Linked DNA regions of Homo sapiens: region 1 is linked to region 2. Evidence: read pairs that join two places in POLR2A ChIA-PET (ENCODE). Cell type or tissue: B cell. All regions are shown on one strand. Links, peaks and the distances in the headings refer to the core of each region. The heading gives the core; the rest is flanking DNA. Region 1 has its middle 40 kb from the start of CECR2. Region 2 overlaps ADA2 (adenosine deaminase 2).

Region 1 (5,375 bases), core at 125-5,124, 150 kb after region 2:
TTTGAAAAAAAAAAAGAAATATTATCTTATTATTTGATCCTGTGATCCACCTCCATTGTATTTACCCAAAGGAGCTGAAAACTTCTGTCCATGCAAAAACCTGCACAGGGATGTTTATAGTAGCTTTGCTCATAAATGCCAAAACTTGGAAGCAACCAAGATGTCCTTCAGTAGGGGAATGGAAAAATAAACTGTGGTACATCCACACAACAGAATATTACTCAGTTCTAAAAAGAAAGGAGCTATCAAACCATGAAAAGAAATGGAGGAAATTTAAATATCATTTCAATGGCAAAAACCGCAATAACCTTTGCATCAACCTAATAAGTGAAAAGAACCCAATCTATAAAGACTCCAAACTGTGTGCTTCTGACCATATGATGTACTACAAAAAAGAAAAACTGGGGCTGGGTGCGGCGGCTCATGCCTGTAATCCCAGCACTTTGAGAGGCCAAGGCAGGTGGATCACAAGTTCAGGAGATCGAGACCATCCTGGCTAACATGGTGAAACTCCGTCTCTGCTAAAAATACAAAAAAATAAGCTGAGTGTGGTGGCGGGCGCCTGTACTCCCAGCTACTCGGGAGGCGGAGGCAGGAGAATCACTTGAACCTGGGAGGCAGAGGTTGCAGTGAGCCAAGTCATGCCATTGCACTCCAGCCTGGGTGACAGAACGAGATTCTGTCTCAAAAAAAAAAAAGAAAGAAAGAAAGAAATAAAAACTAAGGCTGGGTGTGGTGGCTCACACCTGTAATCCCAGCACTTTGGGAGGCTGAGGCCAGCGGGTTGCTTGAGCTCAGGAGTTGAAGACCAGCCTGGGCAACATAGTGAGACCCCCATCTCTATAAAAAAAAAAATACAAAAACTAGCCAGGCGTGGTGGCATGCACTGTAGTCCCAGCTAGTCAGGAGGCTGAGGTGGGAGGATCTTGAGCCCAGGAGGCAGAGGCTGCAGTGGGCTGAGATCGCACCACTGCACTCCAGCCTGGGCAGCAGAGTGAGGCCCTGTCACAAAAAATTAAAAATAAAATAAAAATTTTGAGAAAGTGAAACTACTTAATATGATATTATAATGGTGTATAGATGTTATTATACATTTTTCCAAACCCATAGAATGTACGTCAAGAATGAACCCTAACGGAGGCCAGGCATGGTAGCTCACACCTGTAATCCCAGCACTTTGGGAGGCCAAGGTGAGCAGATCACTTGAGGTCAGGAGTTCGAGACCAGCCTGGCCAACATGGTGAAACCCCGTCTCTATTAAAAATAAAAAAATGGGCCCGGTGCAGTGGCCCATGCCTGTAATCCCAGCACTTTGGGAGGCAGAGGCAGGCAGATCACAAGGTCAGGAGTTTGAGACCAGCCTGGCCAATATGGTGAAACCCCGTCTCTACTAAAAATACAAAAATTAGCTGGGCATGGTGGCACGCGCCTGCAGTCCCAGCTACTCGGGAGGCTAAGGCAGAAGAATCGCTTGAACCCGGGAGGTGGAGGTTGCAATGAGCCAAGATCACAGCACTGCACTCCAGCCTGGGCAACAGAGCAAGACTCTGTCTCAAACAAACAAACAAACAAACATATATATACACACACACACACACACACACACACAGACACACACACAAATTAGCCAGGTGTGGTGGCATGTGCTTGTAATCCCATCTACTCACGAGGCTGAGGCAGGAAAATTGCTTGAACCCTGGGTGGCAGAGGTTACAGTGACCTGAGATCATGCCACTGCACTACAGCCTGGGAGACAGAGCGAGACTCTGTCCCCAAAAAAACCAACAAAAAAAGAGTGAACCTTAATGGAAACCATGGACTCTGTGTGGTAGAGATGTGTCAATGCCAGTTAATTGATGGTAACAAATGCACCCCTCTGGTGGAAGAAGTTGATGACATGGGAGGCTACAGATACGCATGCAGGGGATGAGGGTATATAGGAAATCACTGTAGCTTCTGCTCGACTTTGCTGTGAACTTAAAACTGTTTTTAAAAAATAAAGTCTGAAAAATAACTGCTCCAAAAAAATAAAGTCTATTTTAAAAAAATGTAGGAGACATGACAAGATATGCCAGGAAAAATCCATAAAGCCAAGGACAATCGTGAGCAAGCAATACAGATTTGAAAAACAGTCCCTGAACTTAATTAGGGCCCAGGCATACACCAAAGACCTAGGTAGAAAACAGTCTGAGGAAGGACCAGGTTGTCTTTGGGGGAGCTGGCAGAGATACAGTATGCATGGTGTCAACATAGCTGACATATAATTTCAGACTATGTTAAAGATCCATAGAGCCCAGATAAGGGTTTTCTGTTTTGTTTTGCTTTGTTTTGTTTGCTTGTGTTTGTTTTTGTTTTTCTGAGACAGAGTCTCACCCTGTTGCCCAGGCTGGAGTGAAGTGGCGGGATCTCGGCTCACTGCAACCTCCACCTCCTGGGTTCAAGTGATTCTCCTGCCTCAGTCTCCCGAGTAGCTGGGATTACAGGCACAGACCACCACGCCTGGCTAATTTTTGCATTTTTAGTAGAGATGAGGTTTCACCGTTTTGGCCAGGGTGGTCTCAAACTCCTGACCTTGTGATCCACCTGCCTTGGCCTCCCAAAGTGCTGGGATTACAGGCGTGAGCCACCTCGCCCAGCCCAGATAAGGTTTTATGTTTTTATGACTTCTGCCTTCCCTGGACCTCATATCTAATTTCTCTAACAGCTTCATCAACTTCATTCCTGAGTCATACTTACTTAATAAACAAGACAAGATCAACAACAAGAAAGGTGGAAGAACACAGCTGGTTTACCTGCACAGGAGCTAAATACTTTGCAATTCCATTGGCTGAGCGCAACACCAAGAGGCTGACTAAGAGGAGCACACATGCACAACTGCTGCGTGGGAAACAGGATGGCAGCGAGTGGGTTGTCCCTAGAAGCTCAGCTTCAAGCAATGTTCTGTACCACTGAGTAACAGCAGCCGCTGACAAACCTGCTCAGCCTGTTGACACACTTCAGGGTAGCTCTGTCCAGTGCAGGGCAGATGGCTGTGTACAAATAACTAGCAACGTGATGCAAGCTTCCCATGGTGAAATCAAAACACCAAAGGGTAGCCAGTCTTGACTTGTTCCTACCCTTCAAAAAATGGTCAAGCTTCTGGGTGGTACTTAGTGACTCTGAATATGCAGGACACACAGAGATAACCAGAGAGATGCTCACCTAGCAGAGGAGACACCATGATCACCTAATCAGGGAGTACACAGGGACAGCTAATAGACGCAAAACCCTTCCTTCATGTTTGAAATTCAAATTTATAGAAGGCTTAAATATAATACATGCTTATATATAAAAATTTAAAAAGTAGCTGGGCACAGTGGCTCACACCTGTAATCCCAGCCCTTTGGGAGGCCAAGGCGGATGGATCACCTGAGGTCAGGAGTTCGAGACCAGCCTGGCCAACATGGTGAAGCCCCTTCTCTACTAAAAATACAAAAATTAGCCGGGCGTGATGGTAGGCGCCTGTAATCCCAGCTACTCAGGAGGCTGAAGCAGGATAATCTCTTGAACCCGGGAGGCGGAGGTTGCAGTGAGCCAAGATCATGCCATCGCACTCCAGCCTGAGGGACAAGAGGGAGACTTCGTCTCAAAAAGAAAAAAAAAAGAAAAGAAAAGTAGAAAATTGAAAAATAATAAAAGGAGTTGTTATTTTAATTAAGTTTAAAATAATATTTCCCTGTTGTAAAAGTTATTCATGCTTATTGTGAATAATTTGGAAAATAAAAAGTGTAACTCAGGAAGCTAAGGCAGGAGAATCGCTTGCACCAGGGAGGTGGAGGTTGCAGTGAGCCAAGATCGCACCACAGCACTCCAGCCTGGGCGACAGAGTGAGATTCTGTCTCAAAAAAATAAAAAGAAAATAAAAAGTGTAAATACAATACATTTTCAGTGCTGATTATTCTCATCAAAACAATTTATTGCAGTACTTCTTTACATGTTAGCATCTGCTTTTCTCAAATGTTTAAATTCATACAATGATTTAACTCGTACAATTCTTTCAAACTTCTTTTTTTGTATGTATGTAAGGTACCTTAAACAAAAAGACCAGGCATGGTGGCTCATACCTGTAATCCCAGCACAGTTTGAGGCTGGAGAATTGCTTGAGCCCAGGAGTTTGAGACCAGCCTGGGCAGAAGAAAAAGAAAATAAAAAGTGTAAATTGGGAGGCCGAGGCAGGCAGATCACGAGGCCAGGAGATCGAGACCATCCTGGCTAACACGGTGAAACCCCGTCTCTACTAAAAATACAAAAAAATTAGCCGGGCATGGTGGCGGCACCTGTAGTCCCAGCTACTCGGGAGGCTGAGGCAGGAGAATGGCGTGAACCCGGGAGGCGGAGCTTGCAGTGAACGGAGATCCCACCACTGCACTCCAGCCTGGGCGACAGAGCAAGACTCTGTCTCAAAAAAAAAAAAAAAAAAAGTGTAAGTACAATACATTTTCAGTGGTGATTCTTCTCATCAAAACAATTCATTGCAGCACTTCTTTACATGTTAACATCTGTTTTACATAGCAAAACCACCATCTGTATTTATATATATTTTTTAAAATTAGCCAGGCGTGGTGGCTCACGCCTGTAATCCCAGCACTTTGAGATGCTGAGTGGGGAGGATCCCTTGAGCTCAGGAGTTTAAGACCAGCCTGAGCAACATAGTGAGACTCTGTCTCTACAAAAAATAATAATAATAATTTAAAAATTAACCGGGTGTGCTGGCACATGCCTGTAGTCCCAGCTACTCAGGAGCCTGAAGCTGGAGGATCACTGGAGCCCATGAGGTTGAGGTTGGCGTTGTGCCACCACTGCACTCCAGCCTGGGCAACAGAGCAAGATTCTGTTCAAAAAAATAATAATAATAGGCCAGGCACGGTGGCTGACGCCTGTAAGCTCAGCGCTTTTTTTTTTAAATAATGTTTTTCTTTACTTTATTATTTATTTTATTTATTTTTGAGACAGAGTCTCGCTCTGTTGCCCAGGCTGGAGTGCAGTGGTGCGATCTCCGCTCAGTGCAACCTCCGCCTCCAGAAGCCCAGCACTTTGGGAGACCAAGGTGAGTGGATCACTTGAGGTCAAGAGTTCGAGACCAGCCTGGCCAACAGAGTGAAACCCTGTCTCTACTAAAAATACAAAAATTAGCCGGGTGTGGTGGTGCACACCTGTAATCCCAGTTACTCAGGAGGCTGAGGCAAAGAATCACTTGAACTGGGGAGGTGGAAGTTGTAGTGAGTCGAGATTGTGCCACTGCACTCCAGCCTGAGATTGTGCCACTACACTCCAGCCTGGGCAACAGAGTGAGATTCTGTCTCAAAAAAAAAAAAAAAAAATGAAAATAATGAAAA
Region 2 (5,375 bases), core at 94-5,093:
AAATTAACATTGTATGCATCAGTATGCTGGCAAATGTGTAACAGCTGGCTGGTGGGGACATGGATTTGTAACATTTGCTGATTTTTGTGGCACAAAAACTCCCACAAGCCTGGTGTCGTGGCTCATGCCTGTAATCCCAGCACTTTGGGAAGCCGAGGCGGGAGGATGGATTGAGGCCAGGAGTTTGAGACAGGCTAGACAGTATAGCATGATCCCATCTCTACAAAAAGTAAAAAGAAAGAAAACTTAGCCGAGGTGGCGGTGCACGCCTGTAGTCCCAACTACTTTGGATGCTGGGCAGGAGGATTGCTTGAGCCCAGGAGGTAGTGGCTACAATGAACAGCGATCCTGCCACTGCACTCTAGCCTAGGCAATGGAGTGAGACCCCTGTCTCAAAAAAAAAAAAAAAAAAATTCCCATCAAGACCAATTCCAGACTCCTAAAGGTTTAACAACAAGCTGGAAGTATAACACTTGGCCCCATTCATGTGCCCCTGGTGTGTACACTGAGAAGGACAAAGCCTCGCTGCCAAGGTGCTCCTCTCAAAAAGGTATCCCCTGAGCCTCTTCCTAGGGAAACATTAGATGAACCTGAAATGAGGGATAGTCTATGAAGTAACTGGCCTGTACTCTTCAAAAATGAGGTTCCAAAACACAAAGGAAGACTAAGAAGCTATTTCAGACTGAAAGAGACTAGAGAGTTGACAGCTAAATGTAACTTGTGATCCTGGATTGGGTTCTGGACCAAGAACAAAACAAAACAAAGCTCAGCAGGGCCAGAGCCAGATACTAGCGTCTTTTCAATGTTAATACTTTTCTGATTTGATTGGATGTACTGTGGCTCCATAGGAGAATGTCACTGTCTTTAGGAAATGTGCACTGGAGAATCTAGGAATAAAAGGCATAATATCTGCAACTTAGTCTCGAGTGGTTAAAAAAAATAGGATATATAGAGAGAGCAATTAGAAACAGAGAAAGAATGATATATGGAATCAAATGTTGTAAAATGTTAATAACTGGGGGAACCTGGGCAAAGAGAATGTTAGAGGTTTGTGTTGTTGTTGTTGTTATTTTTGTTTGTTTTTTTGAGACAGGGTCTCGCTTTATTGGCCAGGCTGGAGTGGAGTGGTGTGATCTCAGTTCACTACAACCTCCTCTTCCTGGGCTCAAGCAATCCTCCCACCTCAGCCTTCTGAATAGCTAGGACCACAGGCACACCCCACCATGCCCAGCTAATTTTTGTATTTTTAGTAGAGATGAGGTCTGGCCATGTTGCCCAAGCTGGTCTCAAACTCCTGGGCTCAAGCAATCCACTCGCCTCGGCCTCTCAAAGTGCTGGGATGACAGGCGTGACCCCCTGTGCCTGGCCTGGTAAGAGTTTTTTGTACTATTCTTGCAACTTTTTGAAATTATTTCAAAATGATCAGATAAATGCTCCATGGACATTTAGTTCAATAGGACTAGGCCTATGCAATGAGGAATAAAGTCAAGAAGGAAGAACTAACAAGCTTTGTAAGTTGAATTTAAAAGCTTAAAGACTGGATGTGGTGGCTAGTGCCTGTAATCCCAGGTATCCAGGAGGCTGAGGCAGGAGGATAACTTGAGGCCATAGTTTGAGATCAGTTGATCAGCCTGAGCAACATAGTGAGACACTGTCTCCAAAAAAAAAAAAAAAAAAAAAAAAGGCCGGGTGTGGCAGCTCACACCTGTAATCCCAGCACTTTGGGAGGCCGAGGCGGGCAGATCATGAGGTCAGGAGTTCAAGACCAGCCTAGCCAACACAGTGAAACCCCGTCTCTACTAAAAATACAAAAATTAGCCAGGCGTGATGGCAGGTGCCTGTAAACCCAGCTACTCGAGAGGCTGAGGCAGAAGAATTGCTTGAACCCGGGAGGCAGAGGTTGCAGTTAGCCAAGGTCGCGCCACTGCCCTCCAGCCTGGGCAACAGACACTCTGTCTCAAAAAAAAAAAAAAAAAAAAAAAAAGAAGGAAGAACTGGACACAAAGCACAAAGGCAAGACTATTGCTGGTTCATTTTGCCAAATCAGAGATCACAGCAAGTCCAGGCCAGAGGCTGTTTGCGTCTGCCTGTGTTGGAGGTCCCCTGCGCAGTTGGGACCTAAAAGATCTTCAGGGATTGGGTAAGGCACTGAATCACCTGCAGAGTTAGACAGGACCCTAGAGGTTGTCTTCTTCCATCCAGGCACAGCTTATGGTTGCTGTTTTTTCCCAGTTCCAGGAACCAAATGGTGATAAACTAGGAATGGAGAGAGGGCTTGCTGCTGTCTGAGAGCTCAGGTACAGGTCATGGAAGATGGATGAGAGGACATTCGCCTGGGGCTTTTGAGGAATTCTTTGATTCCCTGCCATCCTTGAGTTGGGTGAGGACAGAGGTGGCTTCTTGCATCCTTCTTCCAAGGCCAGGTGAGGAGCTGGACTCTGATCACATGAGGTCTTTTATTTGGGGCGGCTCTGCTCTACTCCCCTCTGCCTTGGCAGCTGGCTGAACAGACACAGTGACAGCCACTCATTCAATGCATTGTTTATTGAGTACTAACTAGCTTTGGGCCCAGGCTCTGGGTTAGCAGCATGCGTGAAACAATCAGAAACAATCATGAGCGCCTGCCCACATGGGGCATACAGTCTGGCAGGGCAAGACTGTAGACACAGAAATAAATATCCGATTATAAGCTGTGATTAGAGGCATGATGGAAAAGAGCAAGGCTTCCTGAGAGAAACAGGGCGAGCACAGGAAAACCTCTCTGAGACAGTGACATGAACTTGAAACTTGAAGGGTAAACAGGAGTGGGCAAGACAAAAGGGGAAAGAAGGAATCTTCCAGGCAGAGAGAAAGAGAAAAGACCCAGGCACGGTATAGAGCCGAGGACATTTGAGGAAGAAAGGGCCGCCGGGGTTGGGGCCCTCTGGGTGACTGGGAGAGGAAGGCGCCGGAATGGATCCAGATTAAATCGGATGCTGTATGCCCTGTGGAGACATGGGGTGTACCTCTAAACGCACTGCGTTGTAAGCAAAGGAGTGACCTGATTTAATTTGATCTTTTAAAAGTCATTCTAGGCCAGGCCGGGTGGCTCACGCCTGTAATCCCAGTGCTTTGGGAGGCCGAGGCGGGTGGACCACGAGGTCAGGTGTTCGAGACCAGCCTGGCCAACATAGTGAAACCCCATCTCTACTAAAAATACAAAAATTATCCGGGCATGGTGGTGCATGCCTGTAATCCCAGCTACTCAGGAGGCTGAGGCACGAGAATCCGCTTGAACCCGGGAGGTGGAGGTTGCAGTGAGCCGAGATCGCACCGCTGCACTCCACCCTGGGCAACAGAGCGAGACTCCATCTCAAACAAAACAAAACAAACAAACAAAATGTCATTCTACACTGTGAAAAATGAGCTGGAGGAGGCAAAGGGAAGAAAGGGGAGATCAGTGAGGAGGCTGTTGTCATAGCTCAGGCAGGAGTATGGTAGCTTGGACTTGGCAACAGCGTGCAGGTAGAGCACCACCGCTGGAGTCTGGATGCGGGATGCATTCTGATGTAGGGAGTGGGGGACCGCGCAGCATCAAGAAGCCACCGCTGGAGTCCAGATGAGGGATGCGTTCTGATGTAGGGAGTGGGGGACGGCGCAGCATCAAGACTTGCACTGAAAATTTCTGCTTTGAGCAACTGCGTGGAATGGATGGAGGTGTCCTTCACCAGCTATGGGAAAGGCCAGGGAAAGGTTTAAAGGGCTGAGTGTGGTGGCTCATGTCAGTAATCCCAGCACTTCGGGAGACTGCGGCAGGAGGATCACTTGAGTTGGAGACCAGCCTGGGCAACATAGCAAGACACTCTTTAGAAAAATTAAAGTAGAGAAAAAGAAAGGTTTAAAGGGAAGAGACTGAGGGTTCAGAATTGTACCTCATCAGTTTCTGAGATTCCTGTGAGCTCTCCAAGTGCATAAATAAATGTGGGAATCATTAACAAATAAATGGTATGAAAAAGCAAAGGAATGGATGAGACCACCCAGGAAAAGTGTACAGAGAGAGAAGAGAAATAAAGAGGAGAGAGTTAAAGAGACCAGAATAGGCCAGGCATGGTGGCTAATGCCTGTAATTCCAGCACTTTGGGAGCCAAGGGGCGAGTGGATCACCTGAGGTCAAGAGTTGGATACCAGCCTCGCCAACATGGTGAAAACCTGTCTCTACTAAAAATGCAAAAATCAGCTGGGTGTGGTGGCACATGCCTATAATTCCAACTACTCGCGAGGCTGATGCAAGAGAATTGCCTGAACCCGGGTGGCGGAGGTTGCACTGAGCTGAGATCGCACCATTGTACTCCAGCCTGGGCAACAAGAGCAAAACTCCATCTCGAAAAAATACAAAAATAAAAAAATAAAGAGACCAGAATAGAAGAGAGCCCAGGACTGAGTCCTGAGGAAACAGCACAGAGATCAGAGAGAGGAGAAGACTCTGAAATAGGGAAACTGGAAGAAATGGCCAGAGACAGGAGAAAACCAAGAGGGTCAATGTCACTGTGGCTGAGAGAGAATATTTCCAGAGGATGAATTTGCTCAGCCAGCCAAGTGCTTCTCACAGGGTCGCTCCATACAGAGGCCATTGATTTCATGGGCACATGGAGCTGATTCAAGAACGAGTGAGAGGAAGTGACAGCGTGTGCAAGAAGACAGCTTGTAGAGGGCTGGCTAGCTTCTCCTCACTTTGTAGCCACATCTGCTATGAACTTATCCCATCTCTTCTTCCAGATTTCCATGAAAGTATTTTTCTCACTCTCCAACAGGGTACTGTACCTGCAGGAAGAGGAGGAGCCCAGGTCAGCCTCAGGGCAGGGGTTGGGGAACGGGGCAGGGAGCCTGAGAGGACATTAGAGCCTTGCAGAGCACTCTCCCCAGGCCAGCAGCAAGGACTAAACAGCCATGATGAGAAGGAACCCACAGGAACCATCGAGGCATCTGCCTCAAGCCTCCAGAGAGGCAAACACAAGCTGCGGGCTGGAAGGAGGCGGGGGACCTGGGAGGACACAGGACACTCACTTGATAGAGTTCATGGCCAGCTGTTTGAGGGTCCTCAGGTCAGCCTTCATCCCCCCAATGCCCATGAAGACCTCATAGAAATCATAGGACAAGCCTTTGGCACCAAACATAGCTGGGTCATCAGAGCTGATCACCATGGGGTGCCCAGTGGCCATCAGAGTGGCTACAGGGTGGTTCCTCAAGTCAGACACCAGTTTCAGCACCTGCGCAATAGGAGGGAAGGGAGAAAGATGAACTCTGATCCCTAAAAAGAGTAGTCACAAGTGAGGTGAGACCTTGAGCCCCATCAGCTCCCTTCATCTTCCCATCACTATCTCCCCAGTATGGGGATG

What was found. ChIA-PET counts read pairs that join two places held together with the same protein. Peaks named below come from ENCODE experiments on the same cell type or tissue, not always from the same donor. Only the 100,000 strongest peaks of a DNase experiment are listed, where the experiment ranks them.
Region 1: POLR2A ChIA-PET joins it to region 2 with 6 read pairs; 3 of 35 experiments call an interaction of 5 or more read pairs at or near these places.

The regions. Positions count from the first base shown.
Region 1 is chr22:17,326,330-17,331,704 of GRCh38, forward strand. No RefSeq gene overlaps it. Among named protein-coding and RNA genes, the nearest start is that of CECR2, 40 kb to the right of the region's middle. RefSeq lists a silencer at 4,194-4,371. In B cell, for the core only: no CTCF peak of the experiment used is centred there; no DNase peak of the experiment used is centred there.
Region 2 is chr22:17,176,777-17,182,151 of GRCh38, forward strand. It overlaps ADA2 (adenosine deaminase 2), which reads right to left. Exons shown (of 10, transcript NM_001282225.2): 9 at 5,044-5,246; 10 at 2,014-4,800. The coding sequence ends at 4,707. Among named protein-coding and RNA genes, the nearest start is that of HDHD5-AS1, 20 kb to the left of the region's middle. In B cell, for the core only: no CTCF peak of the experiment used is centred there; no DNase peak of the experiment used is centred there; H3K27ac peaks cover 1,214 bases.